Regions from separate parts of the Homo sapiens genome. Here all the other regions are linked to region 2. Evidence: read pairs that join two places in POLR2A ChIA-PET (ENCODE). Cell type or tissue: Caco-2. All regions are shown on one strand.

Region 1 (2,500 bases), 91 kb after region 2:
GACCGGGCGCGGTGGTTCACGCCTGTAATCCCAACACTTTGGGAGGCTGAGGTGGGTGGATTATTTGAGCTCAGGAGTTCAAGACCAGCCTGGGCAACTTGGCGAAACCCCGTCTCTACCAAAAATACAAAAACTTAGCCGGGCGTGGTGGCATGCGCCTGTAGTCCCAGCTACTGGGGAGGTTGAGGCGAGGGGGTCGCCTGAGCCCGGGAGGTTGAAGCTGCAGTGAGCTGAGATCGTGCCATTGCACTCCAGCCTGGGTGACAGGGCCAGACCCAGTCCCCCCAAAAATAAAAGTGTTGGGCTTGTTATCAATGTGTAGTGCCTTACATTGTATAAACTCATTTAATCTTCACAATAGCATCGTGGCTGGGGGCCGGGGGAGGACTATTGTAAACCCCATTTTACAGAAAAGGAAACAAAGGCACAGAGCGGCAGAGCTGGGATTACGAACCCAGGCAATCTGGCTTTAGAGACCATACCCTTAACTGTGCTAAAGCATTATCCCAACATACGTTGATATATTTGTGACTTTATTTCTTCAGCGATTATCTCCCCTCGCCAATGCACAGGTCTGCGGGAGCATGGACTGTCTGAAAGGTTCTGAGTTTAGCTTTAAGCACAGTGCCTGGCACATACCATTTGTTGAATAAATGGATCTACCTATCTATATATATGTGTGTGTGTGTGTGTGTATGTGTGTGTGTGTGTGTGTGTGTATATATATATATATATATATATATATTTTTTTTTTTTTTTTTTTTTTTTTTGAGATGGAGTTTTGCTCTTGTTGTCCAGACTGGAGTGCAATGGCGCGATCTCGGCTCACCGCGACCTCCGCCTCCCGGGTTCAAGCGATTCTCCAGCCTCAGCCCCCTGAGTAGTTGGGATTACAGGCATGCGCCACCACGCCAACCTAATTTTGTATTTTTAGTGGAGACGGGGTTTCTCCATGTTGGTCAGGCTGATCTCGAACTCCCGACCTCAGGTGATCCGCCCGCTTCGGCCTCCCAAAGTGCTGTGATTACAGGCGTGAGCCACCTCACCTGGCCTACTGGATCAATATCTTTTTAAAAAATTCCACACTGGGAGACATTTGGTGTAGGACTGAATCCCCGTATTTTAGAAGCCGCCTTGTCTCTTCTTGCCTCGATTTCCCATCCTGTTAATCAGGAGACTCAGGGCGGGAGGACAAAGCCAGGTGCAAGAGGCGTGAGCACAGCGACTAGGAAAATGGAGTCGGAAGCCGTAATCTTCAGTTTCCTCCGCTGCATGAGGCACCATGTGCACCACGTGGACTAAAGGAGACACTTTCTCCATTTTGAAGCGGTGTCCAGGCTTCAAGACCTAGGCTCCAATTTCTCACCGTGAAGAAGCTCGGGAAAACCGGGCGCTTGGGGAGGCGCGCGGGCAGAGGCTACCCGTCCCCGCGGCCTCTAGACAGGGGCGGAGTCCCTACCCGGCCTCCGCGGGCCCCGCCCCCGGACGGCGGAAGCCGAGCTCGCCCTCTCCGCCCGGGCCTGGGCGTGTCCCACGGGCGCACGGCATGCTGGGAAGGCGTCCGCGCGGCGGCCATTTTGTCTTGTCGGCTCCTGTGTGTAGGAGGGATTTCGGCCTGAGAGCGGGCCGAGGAGATTGGCGACGGTGTCGCCCGTGTTTTCGTTGGCGGGTGCCTGGGCTGGTGGGAACAGCCGCCCGAAGGAAGCACCATGATTTCGGCCGCGCAGTTGTTGGATGAGTTAATGGGCCGGGACCGAAACCTAGCCCCGGACGAGAAGCGCAGCAACGTGCGGTGGGACCACGAGAGCGTAAGTCCCGCGGGCCTTGGCCTGAGCCCGGGCTCCGTGGGGGAGGGGAGCGGGCGCGGGCTGTGGCCCTCCTGGCCGCGGCGCGATGTGGCCAGGGCCGCACCCGGGGTCGAGCGTCTGACCCGGTGCCCATGGAGCCAGGAGGGAGGATGCTGTCCGGACCCGGGGATGGGGGTGATTTGGTTTTGTTGTTCTAGTATCAAGGGGGTCCGGGAGAGCCCTTGGCATAATTGAAAAGCACCTTGATGAGGCGGGGAAACGCGGGAAAGAAGGATAGCAGCGTCTTATTAAATCTAGCGGCTCCGAGGTTTCACCTCATTATGAAATAGGGAGAAGGGCACATTTTTCTATAGTTTGGGTTGAACGTCGTATTTAGACTAAAATTTCTGACCAGGATTCATGGTAAAAATCGTGGCGGTATTTTATTTAAGTAATTACAGCATGACGCTTATACGGGGAAATAGAAATGTAAAAGAAGTCGTTTACTTGTTAGGGTTTACCGTGATGATTTACAAGTATTGTTCGTTAACAGTATTCTAAGAAGTCCCTTATAGAGGCAGCTGTCAAGGTTTTTTCTTCCACATAAAACTCATTTGATGCTCTTAGCCCGGGGAGTAAAGGTAAATATTATAACCCCAGTTTCACTGGTGAGACTTAAAAAGGCTCACCCAAAGTCTTGGCAACTGAGGAAA
Region 2 (2,500 bases):
ATATTCCCTCTTCTTGCAAAGCACAAGCTGGGACCGCGAGCACATTGCAGCCCCAACGGTGGCCCATCTTCAGCGGAGAGCGAGAACCATTTTGGAAACTGTAATGTAACTTATTTTTTCCTTTAACCTCGTCATCATTTTCTGTAGGGAAAAAAAAAAGAAAAAGAAAAAATGAGATTTTACAAGTGAAATGGAACCTTTTTATATATACATACATACATATCTATCTATCTATCTATATATATATAAAATAAAGTAATTTTCCTAAATAAAAAGCTAATCACGGTCCAGAGTAAAAGCAAAAGGGATGGAGAGTTAGGCACGTCCAGATGGCATTGATGAGAGAGAGATCCTGGAGATGGGGAGTGGGCGGCGGGGAGGGAAGCTTCAGGGCTGCCTCTTTGTGTGTGTATGAGTGTGTATGTGTTTGTGTATATGAGTGCGTGTGTGTATATGAGTGTGAGAGTGTGTGTGTCTGAGAGTGAGAGAACCTGAACCCCTTGCTGTGGAAGGCTGCACCTCTAGCCTGCCCTCCCCAGCCGTGAAGGAGAGGAGGAGCCCCTCCGCCTGGTGCAGGCTGGGGAGGCAGGGTCTCTTCTGCTGCTATCAAAGCTTTACAGCTTCCTCTAGCTAGGCAGCTCAGTGAATGGGAGTAATTCCAGATTAACTCTTATTTCTGCTGACAGCTATCAGCCGCACATTGAAAGCTGGAAATTGGCATAATGAAGCTGTTTTGGTTAATGGGGCCGACTGAGGCTGGGGGAGGTTGCCTCAGAGGCTGCAGATCTGGATCTGTGGGTTGGTGGGGGAGGGGGGAAGTGTTTCTGGGTTTTCCTTCCTGAAGCTTCAGCACGGATTTGCCACACTTCTGGCTGGATGCGTGACCTGAGCTGTCTGGACTTCAGCCTCCTGCCTTGGGGGCGGGCTTAGCTGACTGGCATTACAGGCACTGTCCGATGGGGACCTCGTCCACCTGCCCGCAATGGAATTAAACCGTGTCAACGGAGTGGGCTGTGCTTCCTGAGGATGAGAGTCCAGGGCTGGGCGTCCAGAGGCAACCTCCTGGTGGAGGTGGTAGGGTCAGAGGCCAGGTGCTGAGTGGGGAGCTGGCCCCCTGGGCGGTGATGAGCGAGCGCTCAAGATGTTTACATGCACTGCTGCTGCTGCCTGCCTAGCGGGAGCCAGTGGAGGAGGGAGGTGTGAAGGTGGCCAGGGGCAGGCAGACAGGAAGAGGGGGAGTGGCGTGGCCCAGGCCACCTGTCTGGTGCTACTGCAGACAATATTCTCTTGTCTGAAATCTTGGTGCCAAGAGGTGGTGACCATGGGTCCAGCCAGCCTGTCACCTAGCCACCTCCCAAACATCTGTCCCAATCCCACTCCCTTGAACAGCCCCCTCCCCTCGCCCCCAGGGCCTTCAAACCCCAGGATTGGATTGGGTTTTTGAAACCTCAGTGGCAACGCTCGCTCACAAACCGTCTGATCCGGTCAACTGGGAGCTGGGGGCACCAGGCTGCCGGGCGAGTGGACCTGGAGGCGTTGTCCAGCATTGTTTTCTAAGCTGGGTGAGAGCTTTTCTCATTGCTCTTTTGGACAGAACTCATACCGCTCCTTGAAGCCAAAGCCTGGTTTTATCCTTTTAGGGTGTGCAATAATGTCAAACTTTTTCCTCTGGCCTCCTTGGGTGGGGAGAGGGAGTGCTTGTAGGAGCTGCCATTTAAGATAAAAAAAGCAAAGCTGTACAAAATTCCTAGAGTTCTGTCACCTGGATCTGCAGACTAAGCTTTTATATTTTTGTAGAATTCTATAGCTGTCTATTCCCTAATGACGTTGGAGGGTATGGGGAGGGGGTTCTGGGATCTTTCATTCTCCTAGTGGTTAGAAGATTCTGGGTCAAGGTGAAGCCAGAGAGCTGGACTCCTACCCCTCCCCACTCTTCCAGCACCCCCTCTCCCCGCTCCCGACCACCAGCCCAGCAGCACTAGAGTACTGGAGAGTTGCTTAGGTTGAGTCTTAGCATGCCTGGTTCTTTGTGCGTTCCTCTTCCCCTGGCCTCCTCTTCCCAGTAGGGACCAAGGAATTTGGGGTGAACTTACTATGCTTTTGGGTTGCTCTGTAGAGATCTGCAGGGACCAGCCCAGTGAAAACAAAAAGGTTCCCCTATTCCCTCCCCAGCAGCCCTCTCTGTGGCCTGGAGGGTTTCTCTGGAAGAGGGCAGTGCCTGGAGGGGAGCCTCTGGATAGTGATGTGGAAATATTAACAACAGAGTCAAAGCGGGTATTTTGGGGTAGTCGGGGAGAAAACTGTGACCTCTCCCCCCAATGATGTAAAATCTTTATCAATGATGGAAACTGTTGTGTCTCATTAAAAGGGTTTTGAGGTGGAAAAGCAGCTGCCGCTGGATCTTAATAATAATATCAAACTGCTAACCTCATGCTGCTTGTCTGGGTGGTTATTTGATGCTGCTCTGGGATACATAAGGGGTGGGGGTAGGGGGTGGAGA
Region 3 (2,500 bases), 68 kb before region 2:
ACCCTCTGCGGTGGCGGGAGGTGCGCGGGGGCTGCGTGGGTGGTGCAGCCTTAGGAGAGTGAACAACGCCCAGGGGTGATGGCCTCAGCAAAGTGAGGGGTGGTGATGGAGGTCATCCGACCCATCCCGCCGCCTCTCCGCAGTGGCGCAAGCGCCCCAAAATCTCCGGAGAGGGAACTGACTGACCCACTAGGTTCCGCCGTGTCTACCTCTCGCAGATGTTGGGGAAGTGCTTCCCGGCGTCTAATCCTCGCTGTTCCCCCCTCCACCGGCGCCCAGCACACCCGCGGCGCTCCGCTCCCGGGTACCCACAGCTTTCTGGAGTGGCGCCGGCGGCAGGAGAGAGCTAGAGCCGACTGAGCCCCAGAACTCGGGGAGGTAGGCGGGGCAAGGGCCGGGGTCTGCGCGTGCGTGTGCACGCGTGGAAAGCACAAACCCACGAGGGCCCGCTGCCGGTAGGGTTAAGGTGAGTGAGTGAAGGCGGCAGACCCGCGAAGTTCCAGTTCCGCGGACACTCTTTCCCTAAGCCACATAGGGACTTAAGAGAAACTGAGGCACGAAGTTGGGGGGTGGCGGTGGTGGGGACTTTGAAGGTCGAGTCGATAAAGCCCAGCTCTGTGCTTCCGCCCCCTCCCACACACTCGAGACCCCCACAGGTTCCTTCTTAGGGGTCCTCGCTCTGCTCCGCAGCCCCTCCTGGGGATCCGGGCTCTGCGGTCCAGCGCGACCTGCCTGGGGCCACGTGTTCAAGCACGAAGCCCCTGCGTGGAGTCCACGCCCTTCAAAAGGTCCCTAGGGGCAAAGGGATGAAGCCCAGGAGCGTCAATGTGAGGTCAGGTCCAGCGGGTTAGGGTTACGAGGTCAGGGTCGAAGTCTCAGAATTGACTCGGGAGTATGACCAATAAGCCCAAGAGATTTGTGGAGGCCACGCCCAGACCATGCCTACCCTAGCCTTTCTCGAGCTCCGCCCGTTTCTCCAAGACTGGGCCCCTCCAGCCTGAAGCCCCACCCCCAGGACATCCAGCTCCGCTCCTTCCCTCCCCCAGTCCCGCAGCCAAGCTCAACTCCAGGGTGGGAGATTAACCAGGTGGAGACCTGGGATTTCGCTCTGGGACCCCCTGGTGACAACCCTCACCCCCGTGCCGCCTGTCTCCTTTCTTCCCCAGGCCCGCCCAGAGCTGAGCTCCGTCCTCCGGCTGCTGCCCAAATCAGGGGTCGTGGACAAAGGATGCCTGGGGCCTGCGGCCCTACGCCAGGACCCCGCGCCGAATACTCTGATTCTTCGGGCTCCCTCCAAGGGAGTCCCAAAGACCCCAATGGCCAATAGGAAAGTGGGTTCGGTCTGGGCAGCAGTCTGATTGGCTCCAGCCTTCGGGAGCGGACCCAGGGGCAAGGGGAGGGGAGAGGGGCGGTCCTGGGTTTTGGGGTGGGAATCGGATTCCAGCTGTGGTTCTCTCCCTGCGCTCCCGCCCGCACTGCCACGGCGGACGGCCAATGGGCGCGCGGCTCGGGGCCGGCGGCGTCCGGCGATTGGCTGCGGGGCTGTCTGGGGGCGGGGCCGAGGCTTGAAGTTGAAGTGAGGGATCCAGCTGTGGTGTGCGCGGGGCTCCTCGCCGCCGCTTTCGCTCGCTCGCTCCGCGTCTCGGCCGGAGGAGGAGGCTGTGGCGCCGGCGACAGCTACGGCAGCGGCAGCCACCGCGGCGGCTGCGGCGGCGGCATCTCCGCCTCCACTCCCGCCCGGGACTGCCCCCCACTGTCTCCCCGCCCCTCCCGGACAGTGAGCCCGCGGCGGGGCGGGGGAAGGAGCCGCCCCCACCCCCTCCAAGCCCACCCCTAAAGAGATCCCTCCTCCCCTCCCCCGCCGCCTGGCGCGGAGCCGGGACGATGCTGACCCCTTAGATCCGGCTCCAGCTGCGCCGCGGGAAGAGGGGGCGCCCCTCCCCGGACCCCCGCCCTCCGCCGCTGCCCCCCTTTTCGTTCGCCCTCTCGGGGCGGCTTCGCCGAAGGTAGCGCCGAATCCGGCAACCGGAGCCTGGGCGCGAAGCGAAGAAGCCGGAACAAAGTGAGGGGGAGCCGGCCGGCTGGCCCGGGAAGCCCCAGGGGCGCAGGGGAAGCGGGACTCGCGCCGGGCGGGGTTTCCCTGCGCCCCGGCGCCCCGCGGGCAGCATGCCCCTGCGGGCAGGGGGAGCTGGGCTGAACTGGCCCTCCCGGGGGCTCAGCTTGCGCCCTAGAGCCCACCAGATGTGCCCCCGCCGGGGCCCCCGGGTTGCGTGAGGACACCTCCTCTGAGGGGCGCCGCTTGCCCCTCTCCGGATCGCCCGGGGCCCCGGCTGGCCAGAGGATGGACGAGGAGGAGGATGGAGCGGGCGCCGAGGAGTCGGGACAGCCCCGGAGCTTCATGCGGCTCAACGACCTGTCGGGGGCCGGGGGCCGGCCGGGGCCGGGGTCAGCAGAAAAGGACCCGGGCAGCGCGGACTCCGAGGCGGAGGGGCTGCCGTAC

Evidence for each region. Peaks named below come from ENCODE experiments on the same cell type or tissue, not always from the same donor. Only the 100,000 strongest peaks of a DNase experiment are listed, where the experiment ranks them.
Region 1: POLR2A ChIA-PET joins it to region 2 with 11 read pairs; 15 of 35 experiments call an interaction of 5 or more read pairs at or near these places.
Region 3: POLR2A ChIA-PET joins it to region 2 with 12 read pairs; 18 of 35 experiments call an interaction of 5 or more read pairs at or near these places.

The regions. Positions count from the first base shown.
Region 1 is chr17:50,718,024-50,720,523 of GRCh38, forward strand. It overlaps LUC7L3 (LUC7 like 3 pre-mRNA splicing factor), which reads left to right and starts at 1,580. Exons shown (of 10, transcript NM_016424.5): 1 at 1,580-1,808. The coding sequence starts at 1,710. RefSeq lists silencers at 1,287-1,516, 1,857-1,916 and an enhancer at 1,547-1,686. In Caco-2, no CTCF peak of the experiment used is centred here; a DNase peak (open chromatin) is centred at 1,518; H3K4me3 peaks cover 1,715 bases.
Region 2 is chr17:50,627,200-50,629,699 of GRCh38, forward strand. It overlaps CACNA1G (calcium voltage-gated channel subunit alpha1 G), which reads left to right. Exons shown (of 38, transcript NM_018896.5): 38 at 1-275. LOC101927253 (a long non-coding RNA gene) reads right to left here. Exons shown (of 2, transcript XR_243718.2): 2 at 1-141. Among named protein-coding and RNA genes, the nearest start is that of ABCC3, 6.4 kb to the right of the region's middle. In Caco-2, CTCF peaks have their summits at 1,083 and 1,282; a DNase peak (open chromatin) is centred at 1,002; H3K4me3 peaks cover 1,055 bases.
Region 3 is chr17:50,559,119-50,561,618 of GRCh38, forward strand. It overlaps CACNA1G (calcium voltage-gated channel subunit alpha1 G), which reads left to right and starts at 1,597. Exons shown (of 38, transcript NM_018896.5): 1 at 1,597-2,500. The coding sequence starts at 2,342. The region is part of intron 1 of CACNA1G-AS1 (CACNA1G antisense RNA 1); the gene reads right to left. RefSeq lists an enhancer at 1,147-1,196 and a silencer at 1,417-1,796. In Caco-2, no CTCF peak of the experiment used is centred here; DNase peaks (open chromatin) are centred at 953 and 1,503; H3K4me3 peaks cover 1,864 bases.